Linked DNA regions of Homo sapiens: region 1 is linked to region 2. A link is an interaction called in ENCODE POLR2A ChIA-PET data of the cell type or tissue named here. Cell type or tissue: PC-3. All regions are shown on one strand.

Evidence for each region. ChIA-PET counts read pairs that join two places held together with the same protein. Peaks named below come from ENCODE experiments on the same cell type or tissue, not always from the same donor. Only the 100,000 strongest peaks of a DNase experiment are listed, where the experiment ranks them.
Region 1: POLR2A ChIA-PET joins it to region 2 with 7 read pairs; 3 of 35 experiments call an interaction of 5 or more read pairs at or near these places.

Annotation. Positions count from the first base shown.
Region 1 is chr3:174,330,645-174,338,644 of GRCh38, forward strand. No RefSeq gene overlaps it. Among named protein-coding and RNA genes, the nearest start is that of NLGN1-AS1, 410 kb to the left of the region's middle. In PC-3, no CTCF peak of the experiment used is centred here; DNase peaks (open chromatin) are centred at 3,187 and 3,697; H3K4me3 peaks cover 337 bases; H3K27ac peaks cover 1,918 bases.
Region 2 is chr3:174,273,736-174,281,735 of GRCh38, forward strand. NLGN1 (neuroligin 1) reads left to right here. Exons shown (of 7, transcript NM_001365925.2): 5 at 1,580-1,792; 6 at 5,126-5,915; 7 at 6,746-8,000. The coding sequence ends at 7,568. Among named protein-coding and RNA genes, the nearest start is that of NLGN1-AS1, 360 kb to the left of the region's middle. In PC-3, no CTCF peak of the experiment used is centred here; no DNase peak of the experiment used is centred here; H3K27ac peaks cover 367 bases.

The DNA.
Region 1 (8,000 bases), 57 kb after region 2:
AGTTAAATGGAGCATTACTCATCTTGATGATAATAGAGACTGGGGATTTTTTAATACTGTATATCTTCATCTGGACTGCAGATACGATGCCAGATAGACAGATACATAGATAGATAGATATCAATTTTTACTTTATAGATGTACAAGTACCTATCTCAGCAGAAGAGGTGGTTACTGTCAAAAGTTGTTTCTCCCATTATTCATTCAGAAATATTTGTTGATCATCTATTGTATGCGTGGTACTACTATAGGCTCTAGGAATAGAGCAGATAAATAGCCATCTATCATAGAGTTTAAGTGCTATGTAGTGATAGGACTATAAAGAAAAATAAATCTGGATACGAAAAGCAAGAATGATAGTGGCAGAAAGATGTTATTTTAGAGAGAGTGGTCACGACAGTTGTCTCTGATAGGTGATGTTGGGTAGTGATATGAGCAAGTAATACACTTCCAGGCAAAAAGAACAGTAAATGCAAAGGTTATGAGGAGGGGTAGTGCTTGTCTTGCTTCAGGAATAACAAGAAAGCCAGTTGAGAGGGAAAGAGGAAGAGCAAGAACGCTACTTTAGAGTAAGCAAGATGGAGAGTAGAAGGAAATGAGGTCAGTAAGTTAGAGGACCTGATCATAGGACTTGGTTGCCATGGAAGAAGCTGTATATTTCTTCTTCCTCTTTTTTTTTTTTTTCTAAGAGTTTCGCTTTGTTGCCCAATGTGGAGTGCAATGATGGGATCTCGGCTCACTGCAACCTCTGCTTCCTGAGTTCCAGTGATTTTCATGCCTCAGCCTCTTGAGTAGGTGAAACTACAGGCACATGCCACCACCTGGCTAATTTTTGTATTTTTAGTAGAGATAGTTTTTTGCCATATTGGTCAGGCTGGTCTTGAACTACTGGGCTCAAGTGATCCACCCACCTCAGCTTCCCAAAGTACTGTGATTACAGGCGTGAGCCACTACACCCGGTCAAAGTTGTAGATTTCATTCTGAATAACATGGGAAGTCCCTGAAGAGCTTGGGGATAGGGAAGTGATAGGAGCCGACACATGTTACTAAAGAAATAACACTGGTACCTGTGTGAAAAGCCACTGCTTTTTGAAATTTTGAAATCATGTTTTTTCAGCTTTTCAATATCTATCTCCCTATGTCAATTATTGTCTCAATCCTATATGTGCTGCCTTTCTCATGGGCTTCTTCTCAACAGGTCACACATTCAAATGGGGTAACTGAAGAATATTTAATGAAGGAATTGTATGTAAGAACATGAGCAGAGTAAAGGAAAACCAACAAAAGAAAGAAATACTCCCTGGTCCCCACCCATAGGCATGAAAGAATAAATAAATGGGACTATGCAAACTCACAAGCTTCTGCATAGCAAAGGAAGCAATTAACAGAGTGAAAAGACAACCTACAGAACAGGAGAAAATATTTGCAAGCTAGTCATCTGACAGGGGATTAATATCCAGAATATACAAAGAACTCAAACATCTCTACAGCAAAAAACAAACAAACAAACAAACAAAAAAGTAAAACACCCAAACAATCCAATTTAAAAATGGCCAAATGATCTGAACTGATATTTCTCAAAAGAAGACATACATCAGGCCAAAAAATGCATTTAAAAATGTTCAGTATCACTCATCATCAGGGAACTGCAAATCAACACAACAATGTGGTATCATCTTACCCCATTTAGGATGGCAATTATCAAAAATAAAATAAAATAACCACAGGGGCTTGTGCCTTAGTCCCAGCTACTCAGGAGGCTGAAGCTGGAGGATTGCTGGAGCTCAGGGGCTCAAGGCTGCAGTGAGCCATGATCATGCTACTGCAGTCCAGCCTGGGTGACAGAGCAAGATTCTGTCTCTAAAAATACAAATAAAAAAGACAGAAAATAACAAAGGCTGATGACGAGGATGTGGAGAAAATGAAACTCTTGTACACTATTGGTGGAATATAAGTTGTTACAGCCACTATGGAGAACAGTGTGAAGGTTCCTCAAAAACTACAAATAGAACTACCATATGACCCAGCAATGCAACTACTGGACATCTATTCAAAGGAAAGAAAATCGGTATATTAAAGAGAAATCTGCACCCCTATGTTTATTGCAGCACTACTCACAGTAGCCAAGATATGAAATCAACATAGATGTCCAACAACAGATGAATTAAGAAAGAATATTTGGTATATACAAACAATAGAATACTATTCAGCCATAAACAAAAAAAATCTTGTCATTTGCGGCAACATGGATGGAACTGGAGATCACTACCTTAAGGGAAATAAGCCAGGAACCAAAAATTAAATACTTCATATTCTCACTCACATGTGGAAGAAAAAAAAAAAAAAACAAAACTAAAAAACAATACCCACCGGTCTCATAGAAATGAAAAGTAGAGCAAAGAACACTAGAGGGATACAGAGAGATTTATAAAAAGATACAAAATTATAGCTAGATAAAAGGAATAACTTCTAGTGTTCTACGCAACTTTAGGATGCATATAGTTAACAATAATATAGTTTTGAATATTTAGAAGGAGGATATTGAATGTTCCTAACACAAAGAAGTGATAAATATTTAAAATGATGGATATGCTATTTACCCTAATCTGATTACTACACATTGCATGTATTGAAACATCACTATGTATCCTCAAAATATGTACAATTATTAGGCATCAATTAAAAATAAAGTATAAAAATTAAAAAAATAAATCTCTCTACTCAATTCCCTGAATCTCTCAAATCAATCCTTCTTACCATCCCTATAAATATTGCTTTGATTTATGTCATTTTCTAATAGCAGCCTTTATATATTAAATACTACATTAATCTCTTTTAAGTAATTATGTTATCTCACTTAATCCTCATAAAAGGTATGTGACAGGGTCTTCATTTAGATTTTAAAATAGAGAATGTGAAAGGTCTTATGTCAAAAGAAGTGAGGTAATGGGGCAGAAAAGCCAATGCCAATATCCTGGTTGATCCTACAGGCAACAGACGCTGGTATATTGGAGAAATCAACAGAATGCATCCAAGAAGTGCCCATCTGAAATATAAGAGTTTGAGATGTTTATTTATAGCTGCCGTCCCCATTGTTAGACAGTTGGCCCTGGACCATATTTTCATTTGTTGAGAGGCACCCATGGCCCAGGGACAGAAGGAGAAAAGATACACAGCACACACTTGAATTGGAACAATGCCTGAGAAAGGTGAGTCTAAGCTTACTTGGAATTATTCACCACAGCTGCAACTAAATCCAATGTAAACCAAGAAGAGATGACACAGAGCACCAAAGACATCTGCTACTGTTAAAAAAAAGTAAAGCTTTGAGAGGTAACACAGGTTGCAAAGTAACCAAGCTAGAATTTAAATCTAGGTCTGTCTGACTCCAAAGCCTATACTTTTAATTACTATGTGCAAGAAGTTTCAGCCAAGTATAAAATTAGAGGACACAGTTCCCAAGACTGCCCCGAATTTTGACACCAACTATAAGTTGAGGAGGGGACTGGGATGGGTAGCATTCACAAAACCCTGTTCAGTTTCAATATTTCTCTGAAAAGACTCATAAAACTCTCCGAAACCTGTTATACTCATGGTTATGATTCATTACAGGAAAAGGATATAGATTAAAATCAGCTAAAGGAAGAGAGGCATAGGGCAGAGTCAAGGTAAGTTCCAAATGTGACCTGTCATTGTCCTCTTCCGATGGAGTCAGGATGCATTGCTCTCCTGGCATCAGTGTATGACAAAATGCATGAAGCACTGCCAACCAGGGAAACTCACCCAAGTCTTAGCATGCAGAATTCTTACTAGAGCACCATCACTAAGGCATTTTTGATTGATTGATTGATTGATTGATTGCCCATTTGGTTAATCTTAGCCTCCAGGTTGACTGATATCACATAACCCAAAACTCCTACCCAAAATGATAGGGTTGGTCTTTCTTACAAAGCCAATCACTACCCTAAGACTATTGGGCGTGTCTGGCCCCACCCTAAGATCTGGTGAGCTAGTCCCCACCCTGAAAAATGGGCGTTAGAGAGTTGGCCCTGGGCCATTTTTGCATGATAATCCTGAACAAAGATAATCCTACCAGGTTTGACATGTATTACCTCCCAGAAGCTGAAGACAAGATCTCTCTGTGGGCAAGACCAAATTCTTTGCTATACACTACTAAATATAACATGAAGCATGGCATTATATAATATAGATCTGATTGTGTCTCTCCCCTCCTTGAATATCTTCAATGCTTCCCATCACATTTATGGTGAGATCCCTTCTTTTGGTATGGCATCCTTGGCAGCTCAGGATAGTCTCCTGTCTATATTTCCAATCCCATACTTTGCAATCCTGTTTGTATCCTACAGTCCTGCCAAGCCACTGGCACTTCCACAATTACCCTTCCCTGCTGTCATCAGGGAAATAAAAATATGTGACAACACTTTCTCTACCAAAAAAATAGTTATTCTTTTTTCCTTTTAGTAGGCAAATAGATTAAGACAAGGTCCTGGGACCTATGGGTGTATGTGTGGATGAGTTGTTCCTTGATGAAACTGTCATTTGAAGAGGAAAGTAAATGTGATAGAATAGGAGAGAAGGAGGGATATACTGCAATTAGCCAGGTGAGTAGCAGAAGTAAGATTAAGGCTCATCATCTCTTCCTTCATTTGGAGCAGAGGTGGAATGCTCAAAACTCCATCAAAACCCATGCATGGCCCTTTCTTGCCTCAGGACTTCTACACATGCAGTAAGTTCTTCCAAGAGAGTAAATGTGCGTGTACACACACACATACACACACACACACACACAGCCATGTTTCAAGACCCAACACAGAATGTCTTTCTTGACAATTATTGTTCCCCTCCCTCCTTTCCCTGTTTATTGCACAATACTCCCAAACAGTTATTGAGGTGCATTATTACTGTTTATTTGTGTATTCTTCCCATGGTTATAAGCTCTATGAGAAAAATAAATCATACTTATACCTTTGTATCTTTATCATCTACTACAGGGCCCAACAACATTGAGATAAAAATCTATAGACTAGATGGGCAAATGAAGGAAGAAAGGGAGAGAGACAGGAAAGAACAAAAAAAATGGGAGGGAGAGATGGAGGGAGGGACGTTCAAGTTCACTTGGTTTTAGATATGCTGAGGAGGAGTTAATGCCAAGTTTAATAAAATACTACACCTAAAACCCCCAATTCTCATCCCCCAAGCAGCAACTCTGTTTCTGATGGCAGAGTTTAGTTAGCTCAAGGATAACACACAGCATAAGCTGAATGACATTAAACTGCTCATGGGTTCATGCCCACACCAATTCCCTCTGCAGGGAGATAACATTTCTGTAGTCTTCTACAGTACTTTTAGAATCTCTCTAGGCTATGGCAGCAACAGATTTAGTAGACAAGTGGGAACTAGAAGCACATCACATGAACTGAACTGGAAAATGTCCTGGCCAATTAACAGCCAATGTCTCTGGCAATTAACAAACAGCCTGGGAACAAAGACTATCTCTGTTGTTATGCTCAGTCTTGGAATGTTTATTGTCTCTTCATGTCTTGGTTTTATAGTTTCAACATTTGAAAGATGTATATTCCACTTTTTCAGTAGTTTGTAAGCTCCCTTGAGGATCCAAACTCATTGAATATGCTTTTTTATTCACACAACACCTAGCATAGTATTTGACTCAAAGTAATAATGCTGTAAATATTTTAAAATAAATTTAAAAACTTTATTCCAAGCCTGACGCTACAGATTAAGTCTCCAGCTACCAGGGTTCCACAGCATGACATGGGTGTACAAATTAAATAGTGTAGTTAGGCAATTCTATATACTTTTTAGTTGCATTTATCAAAATAAAAACTGTTAATGTTAGGTTTGTATTAGGAAAGGGTGTTGGGAAATAATTTCATTCAATTCTCTCCTTTTCAGATAGGAAACCTGTTATATTGTCTTGTGTAACATGCTAGTTAGAAATATGACAAGACTATAATCAGAAGCCAGCTCTATAGACTCTTAGTCTAGTGCTCCCTTTATTAATAGCAAGTCTTCTCTCATTACTTCTTTCTAGTAACAAAGACAACAGAGTGTTTTTATTATAATATTTATAAAACATAAAGTACTTTGGTATATTTTGGTAGCATTCTCACTAACACACATCGAGCAGCCTAAATGTGTGTTAACTGAGATTCAAGAGCCATTTTTGATGGTTTGTCTTCAATCAACCCCTCCATTCTATCCTCTTGAAAGAAGAGAGACCATCAGCCACGGTCACTCTTTACTTCTGATTCCCTGTCTGCACACTTGCCCACATCCATGGGCAGCAGGATTGTTTCCTCTTTGTTAGCCTTAGAGAAGGAGGTGTTTCCCCCTTTTCAAGGCCAAGCCTTCGTCATGGCACATTTTTCAATTCTCATCAATATTCTGGAGATTTGCTCCATAGTCTACTCTCTTTCTCTCCTGAATCTTAGACCTCTTTCTAGCTACTATCGTCATAAGCAGATTCAAGTGTCTTCCATCTAAAGCCTCCCAACCCAATGTATTTGAATAAGTGCTTCCAAATTCTATTCTCCCTTTCTTGTTCAAATATCTTGAAAGAATATGCTCAGTCTCAATTTGTTAGATTCAATCATTTCTTGTCTCATTGCAATCTGCCCTCTAAGCAAGGTTTCAAATTGCTTCCTAATTATGAAATGCAAGAGAAATTTCCACTCTAATGTTTCTCTCTCACTTCCTTTTCAAAACAACTCCTATTCTTTCAGTTTCCATGACTCTGCACTCATTTGATCTTGTGAAATATTTCTGCTTATATTTTCTGTTTTCTGTGCGGGTTCCTCTTCTGCTTACTCTATAAAATGTCAGTTACCGAAGGAAGTATAATCGTGGTTTCAAGTACCAATATATACCGATGGCCAAAAAATCTGTTTTTGCAGCTCAAATAGCTCTGGCATTCAGATACATATGTTTATGTTCCTTTTCATGGGTTCCATCTCCATAGCTGATAAGTGCCATAAATTCAATATCAAAACTCAATTCCACATCTTTGACCTGATTCTCCAACTACACATAGAACCACCAAAATACTATATGTTGGATTGAAAGAATTCTATCAGCTAAAATTCGAGGTCATATTGTTACAAGGTGAATTTAAAAGTCATGTTATAAAATTGCAATAGGCACAAAAATAAAGATAGTGAAAAATATAGTGAACCATACCCTGACTGTGAAAGCCTCAAATAATCACAAGGCACTCACTTCCCGACTACTCCCTGCTCCGTGTTCTTCCTCCCATTTGGTTCCTCCCTCAGTCTTTCTCTGATTAACATTTGGGTCTCAGAGGAAGATTGGAAGCAATCACAAATACCATTATTTCCAAATTTGTGCCAGGGAGCAATTTTACTGAGTTTTCTATCTTACCTAATAGAACTGTCATGAACATGATCACTTAGACTAAAAATTTAGGATTGATTCTTAAACCCTCCTTCCATTACCCTCTATATCCAACTAATCACCAGGTCTTGAAAATTGTGATTCTTAAAAATTCCTTGAACTTACACAGTGTCTCCATGTTACTTAATCCAGACTTTAATTTCTTTCTGGGCTACCCAAACAACTTTTTGTCAGGTCACTGTACTTCCAGGCTTGTCCCATTCCAACTTTAGAAATGAGATTGCAGAGGAATTTTAAGGTGCTGCGCCACATCCCACAATGTCCCTTGTGATTTCAAAATATGCCAGTATTGTTCATGTCTCTGCTATTTGTTACTGCAGCTTCCTCTGCTTAGAGTCCTCTACTAACTCATGGTCTGCCTGGCAGTCACCCATTAATCTGTTTGGCTTCAGCTCTAATTTCATCTATGAAGATATCTCTGTCCTGTCCCTTCTGTTTTTTCCCCAACAAATTTAATTGACCATGCCCTGTTTTTTTAAATTATACTTTATATGTATGCATGTGTCTTTTATTTATTTACTTATTTATTTTTATTTATTTATTTTTTT
Region 2 (8,000 bases):
ACAATGAGTTAGAGCTGCAGTTTTATTTCTTAGAATTTTTGATCTTGTAGGAAAAGAATAACTAAGCACTTTCATTTCTTCAAATTTTTCAAAATTATTCAGGAGAATTTGTCTTCATCTATTCTTTTCTACAATGATCCTAGAGAATTTCTTATCCATATATTCAGTTTGGTTATGGATTTATTTGCTAACCTGATAGGTAGTGTTATCATGGTTTTGTTTTCATAAATGTAATCGATGTCCTAGCTTATTTTATAAAGAGATATATTTCAAATTGAATAAAATAGTTGTTATCACAATCATTGACCCATTATGTTGAATTTCTATAAGTCTCCAATAAGAGAGAATGAATTTTTAAAAATTAGTTCTATAAACTTGTTGAAATTGGAAATTATATCCCTTAATATAATCAATTTATATCTAATAGGACTCTAAATATTTTCTACATAATATAAAATAGTCCATAAGATGGAGTATTTTATGAAACACTTTCTAAATTTTCATTTATATTAAATGCAAAAATATATTAGAGAATAGATGTTTGTTTTACAAGTTATAATAAACACACTAACTAACTATAAAAGCTATCAGGTCAGCTAAATGAGTGAATATGTTTAAGATATTGCTAAGTAATATGTTTGACTCTCCCTTCTACAACTTTCATATGTAAAACAGTTACTCAGATCTTAATGCCACAATATTTTTTCTATCCATCATCTTTTTTTCAATTGCCTTTGCCATTCTGTCAGTTCAGATCCTTAAACTCTCTCCCCTACCTCCGTTTTCTCTCCCCCTCATTTTCAGATTCACCTCATTTTCCTACTCATTTTCAGATTTACTACAAAGCAGAGCTTTGAGCATTCCAGAAATATATGTCTGAACTTTTCAAAAACCTTCAATTATTCTACACCATTTCCTAATTAATTGAGTAGCTCCCCTCAGTTTGGCATTTAAAGTAGTCCTAAATGTGGCCTCAAGTCATCTCTGACACAGTAATTCTTTCTTAATCATTGATCATCATTGATAAAAATGTACATATTCATATATATGCAGAGTTCTATATAATTTCATGGAGTTTACAAAATCTTTCTCTACAAGTCTTACAGAAATACCCGCCTGCTCTACACATGTCCATCCTGCCATTCTGCCACACATACATACCTAACATTCCAACCACATTTGACGACAAGCAACTTGAGGACAGACATGGTGTTTTCTGCAAGATACACGTTCACATGAACCCTATGATACTATCCAAATGTCTCCACTGAGTAGCTTGGCCCCTGGAATGTCTTCCCTGAGGTTTTCAGAATGTTTGCCTTCCCTTTATCTGTCCCTGTTATCTGTTACCTGGATAAGTTGGGAGGCATTTGGGGAAGATAAATGTCATTTTTCAGATTTCAGCCACTACTAACTATTCTTGCTAAAGTAAATTCTTTTGTTATAGTGGAAAATAATTTTTACTAATGAACTTGGACTGTCCCTACCTTGATTAATACAGGCTTCATTTGTGTTTAAATTTGATGTCTATTTGATTCACGTCAGCTCAAAACGTGTTTTCTAAATTTATATTTTTCAGGTTTCTTGAGTACAGGCGATCAGGCTGCAAAGGGGAACTATGGACTCCTTGATCTCATACAAGCTTTAAGATGGACTAGTGAAAACATTGGATTCTTTGGTGGTGACCCCTTAAGAATCACTGTTTTTGGATCTGGTGCTGGGGGTTCATGTGTCAACCTGCTGACTTTATCCCATTATTCTGAAGGTAACCGTTGGAGCAATTCAACCAAAGGTATTATGCAAGGTTGCAAATTTTGACAATTTTGGTGTCTGCATGCCACCACCATCAGTAGTATGTGATGCTCTGTATATTTCTCTGTTCAAACTGAGTGTTAGGTTGAACTCAATAGTTTAAAGCTTTGTTTCTTCAGTTTTTCTGTGCATGTTTAAATTTTCGTCAAACTCTTTTCTTTGTCTCCTGTGGAGCTTGGTAAGGATGCCCTTTCAAGCACACTTCAGAATAGTTAGCATTACAGTTACTCTTCTTTCCTTTAAAGGGTGATTTGAAGAAAAAATCAGACAAAGACGTTCTACAGTTTTGTCATCTTTGTTTATTCAGTGATCAAAATCAAAGATGAGACTTTTTACATGCAGGGATTGTATATAATCTATTTTCAAGACAATAGACATTTTAAACCCTTTATTAGTATGAAGCTAACGAAGCGGTCATAAGCTAGTTTGTCTGAAAACATGTGATTTCACTTGTTGTCTGAGTACAGAATGGATTGTTGATTATTTCGCATGCATGATCCAAAATTGTCAAAGCATCAAGGTCACTGGTAGAGCTTTTGATTAAAAAGAAAAATACATTTGATTCAGTGTTTTTTCTATTTTTAACTCCAAAAGCATTATTTTTCCCCCTAAACTTGGCAAGGCAGCATGGAGTATTGAGGCTGCTGAAATCCATGAAATATTTTTCTCGTTTCCATTTTCTGGCTTTGACATATTTTTTCCCAAGTGCCTGTCTGTCCAAGGCTTACCATGTTGTTCTTTATGAACTCCATCTCCATTTTACCATGCATAGAATCACCCATTCCAACTGCATTATTAATTTGAAATTTCACAAGAACAGAAGAGTATTGTTGGAGAAATTTGCAAAGCAAATACTTTTTCTGCATTATTTATGTATGATAGGAAGACAGATAATATATAAAAACGTACACCATCTTTCTTTTAATTTCTGATCTTTTATTGTCATTTTATATCCAAGAAAAAAGTATACACTGTCAAGTATAATTCATGAAGTGTTTTAATTTGTAAGGTTGAGTTTTGTGATAGGAGCACCAAACATATGGTATTTGTTTTCAGTATCAAAAACACATGAATGTTGAATTTCAAAAGAACAGCCAGTCATTAAATGAATCCATGTATTTGGAGAATCATATATAGACTCAATTTATTAACATAGTTTACATAACATTTCATTTATATTAGTAAAATTCTGATTCAAGGTGACAAAATAACACAGATGAACATTTCCAAGAGAGATTTCATCTGTAAAGAAATGGCTTCTTTTGAAATAATAAACTTAGTGTTTCTTTAATTAAACAGATTAGATTGTTCTAATCTCAGTATTTTTACTAATGCCACTATGTAGCTAAAGCAACACTAAGCCACCTCTATAGGTTTCTCAGGGTCGCTTGCTCAAAAATTGACGTGAAAGCCACCTTTAGCTAGTATCAAACGGGCATTGGTTTAAGAGATGAGTCAGTTAGTTCATCAGCTAACACTGCCAGTCATCAACTGATGGCATGGTAAACAGTAGGAAATGGTTATGCAAACAGTTGAAAATACAACATTTTATTATACACTTCAGGGAAATCTGTCTATCCCTGGAAAAAGACATCAACTTAGGTTTGGCCTAAACCTGTCTCCAAACTAAGCTGCCTGATTTTACCAGGAGATGCTGAAAAAAATCTCTTGAAATCATCAAGCTGATTCTGCCTCCAATGGAGCTATAAACTTTAAAGGCAATAAATCCCACAATGCTCAGGCCTGGATATACCATGAGTCAACCCCATCTTGCATCCACATAAGAGGCAATTTCACTAATATGATAAAACAAACATACATTTTTCCCATATTTTAGGAATCTAGGTGGCATATTTTAGGACATATTGGACATGATGTGCCTTTCCTTCTCAATCTTTTTCGGTATATTTAGTTAATGTTGAGTCCCTGAGATGGGAAATAATATTATAGAAATCACCAGGTGCATTTTAGTTACACAATTTTTATTTATTAAAATATTTTCCTGAGCAAATGTTGATAAACAGCTACATAATTTTAAAAATTATCTGTATTTGTATCATTTGCTCTAGCATACTTTGTTCTAGTAAACTAAAAAATACTTATAAAGATGTCAGAAAACCAAAACAAATGTATATTAATACTGTTAGATTTTTTTAATATCTTCAGAATTATATAGGAACATGTTACAGACATGTTGAATATATAGGCATATTAGGTTAAGAAAAATCTAAAACTTTCCTTCTAATTCAGACAGTGCTTCAACACCTTTGTGAAAAGAGTTTTTATCTCATTAATACATATGAATAATTAAGCATGTTTTTAAATAACTGAAGCACAAAGCTGTATTTGGAAATTGATAAAATTGATAATAAATTTAAATATGTAAAAGAAAATAAACTATATTTTTAAAACAGGAATTTTATCCGAAAAATACCTTAATGAGAAGATAAAGTGTGTTTGTAAATTTGAATGACATGCAGCACTTAACTGCATATGGAACCATCATTTACAATTCTTAAATGCAATTAAAAAGCAGTGGACCATGTGCTTTTCATCTTTTATGATAAAAACAGTAGTGTACATTCAACAGCGGCAAAAGTTAAATCACCCCACACTAAATCTTTCTGCTGATGGTTTTTTCTTTAACCTAGTGAAAACACTTCAAAGGTTATGTCTTCTTCTGAAAGATGAATATTCAGAATACTATGTCTGACATGAAGATCTGGAAAGAGTATGTCTAAAGTGATATTCTGTTTTGTGTGAATTCAGGGCCAACCCCAGGGTATAAACAAACAGCCAGCCCCAGTCATTGTATGAGCCTTCAAGAATTCTTTTTCAAATAACATCTGTTTAAAACAAATATAGAGAACCATTTTGAAGGAAGATGGACACAGCCAAACTGGAGGAAATATTCCAAACAGACAATGTAGAGTCTGTTGGAGAGTTAAATAGGAGAAGATTGGCCCCATCTGGTTAATGTTGATGATAATATACGTATTTACACACTCATTGAAGAACATATTTGGGACTTTTTACCACTACATCGTCTCCTTTTCTTCTTGCCTACTACCTCTTTGAGGCTTCTTGATCCCTAAAGCAGGTGCCACTCAAAGCACAAGACTTAGATCCACCTCTCTAATCCATTATACCCTGCGGTTGGCTTTGTGTACTTCCCTTAAGAAAAATATCTCTAACTCCCTGTTTCTTGAGCTGTATCTGGGTTTTTATATACATGTCTAAAATATCAGATGTTATTGTTTTACCACAACATTACCCAAAGATCATCTAAAATTCTTTGTTGATTTTCCCATAGGACTTTTTCAACGAGCAATAGCTCAAAGTGGAACAGCCCTTTCCAGCTGGGCTGTTAGTTTTCAACCTGCAAAATATGCTAGAATGTTGGCCACAAAAGTTGGTTGCAATGTTTCAGATACAGTAGAGTTAGTGGAATGCCTACAGAAGAAGCCTTACAAAGAACTTGTTGACCAAGATATTCAACCAGCTCGATACCACATAGCCTTTGGACCTGTGATTGATGGTGATGTAATACCAGACGACCCCCAGATATTGATGGAGCAAGGAGAGTTTCTCAACTATGATATAATGTTAGGAGTGAACCAAGGGGAAGGGTTAAAATTTGTTGAAAATATAGTAGATAGCGATGATGGTATATCAGCTAGTGATTTTGACTTTGCTGTTTCAAATTTTGTTGATAATTTATATGGATATCCTGAAGGCAAAGATGTTTTGAGAGAAACCATTAAGTTCATGTATACTGACTGGGCTGACCGTCATAACCCTGAAACCAGAAGAAAGACATTACTGGCTTTGTTTACGGACCATCAGTGGGTGGCACCAGCTGTAGCCACAGCGGATCTTCACTCAAACTTTGGTTCACCTACGTACTTCTATGCCTTTTACCATCATTGCCAAACAGATCAGGTTCCAGCTTGGGCTGATGCAGCCCACGGAGACGAGGTTCCCTATGTACTGGGAATCCCCATGATTGGCCCTACAGAGTTATTTCCTTGCAATTTCTCCAAAAATGATGTGATGCTGAGTGCAGTTGTAATGACATACTGGACAAATTTTGCTAAAACTGGGTATGTACCTAAGGAATGAAGTTTATTTTTAATAAAAATGTTATTTTAACCATTTTAAAATAATAGATATTTATGCCCAGATAATGTCATATTGGATTAATACCTGCAAGATATTACATTCCTTTATTCAAAATTAATTCTATATTATGGTGTTTTTAAAAGTCATTGCTTTATTATTTCTGGTGTTTTAGAAGCTTGTTAAGAAAGCACATATCTCAATTGCATTACTTAATTACATCTGCTTTTGGTTTTTGAATTATACAAGACTTGTTATTGTTCAGCAGTAATAAATATTATTTTATAGTGCTTTGTCATTCACAACACTCTTTAATCCTTCCAACTACCTTTCTGAATCTCGCAGATCAGGTACTATTAATCCCACTTTACAAGAAGGAGACCTGAGGCTCTGTGAGTGTCATAGAGATGTTCACATGTCTGGTATATAGCAGAGCCTAGGCTCAAACCTTCATCTGCTAATTTAAAATCAAAAATCCTTTCCACTATTCCATGTCATCTCTGCTAGCTTGCCTATGAGACAACTCATACGTATGTGAGTATTTAAATAATTCTTTAAAATCTTTGGGTAGATAGCAGCCCATCTCAGGATAAGCAGAGAGAACAAGAATGTGAGACTTACTTGCCTTCCATTATCACCCATCTAACAATATGCCTGCTAGGAGATTTATATTTCTAAATTGACCCAAATTAATGTTAAAACACAATCTAAAGCATTGCTGAGTCATCTATTTAATTATTAGATGTTAAAGTAGTGTGATTTTAAGTAAAAAATAAAATAGCTTTATTCTCATAATTTATCTTTTCCTTCTTAGTGACCCAAATCAACCAGTCCCTCAAGACACGAAATTCATTCATACCAAACCCAACCGTTTTGAAGAAGTAGCATGGACCAGATATTCCCAGAAAGACCAACTTTATCTCCATATTGGATTAAAACCAAGAGTTAAAGAACATTACAGAGCCAATAAGGTGAACCTCTGGTTGGAGTTGGTACCTCATCTGCATAATCTCAATGACATTTCTCAGTATACCTCTACAACAACTAAAGTGCCATCAACTGACATCACTTTCAGACCTACGAGAAAAAATTCTGTACCTGTCACGTCAGCCTTTCCCACTGCCAAGCAGGATGATCCCAAACAACAACCAAGTCCATTTTCAGTGGATCAAAGGGACTACTCAACAGAGCTGAGTGTCACTATTGCAGTTGGAGCATCACTGCTGTTTCTGAACATCTTGGCCTTTGCAGCCCTGTACTACAAAAAGGATAAGAGGAGACATGATGTTCACAGGAGATGCAGCCCTCAGCGCACTACTACCAATGATCTAACCCATGCACAAGAAGAGGAAATCATGTCCCTCCAAATGAAGCACACTGATTTGGATCATGAATGTGAGTCCATTCATCCACATGAGGTGGTTCTTCGGACCGCCTGTCCCCCAGATTACACACTAGCTATGAGGAGGTCACCTGATGATGTTCCCTTAATGACACCCAACACCATTACAATGATTCCCAACACTATACCAGGGATTCAGCCCTTACACACATTCAATACATTTACTGGAGGACAGAACAATACTCTGCCCCATCCCCATCCCCACCCCCATTCACATTCAACAACCAGGGTATAGCCAGATAAGAGAAACAAACTATTTTTTTTGATGGATTGCAGTAAACGATCACTGAAGATTCCTTGGCTTTCAACCTACAAGACTTACTATTTAAATAAGGAGGAATATTATGTGAATATACATATCAAGAACTTTGGGGGTTTTGAAAAAAATGAATTGTATATATACAAATCAACTTTAAAAACAAATTTCAATTGCTTGAAGCAATTGTTCTGAATGATACTTTTTCATTCACATTCAAGAATTAATTTTTTGAAGATTTAAGTTACATAATGGAATTAGGCATGTGGAACACCAAACAGGAAAGAACTATGTCTGAAATATAAAAAATAAAAATAAAAAAACAACTATGAATATGCACAAGGGACACACCAGTGGAATGTCAGATAATTTTCACCAGTTTTTATTTGGAGCCGTTTTATTGTGTAGACC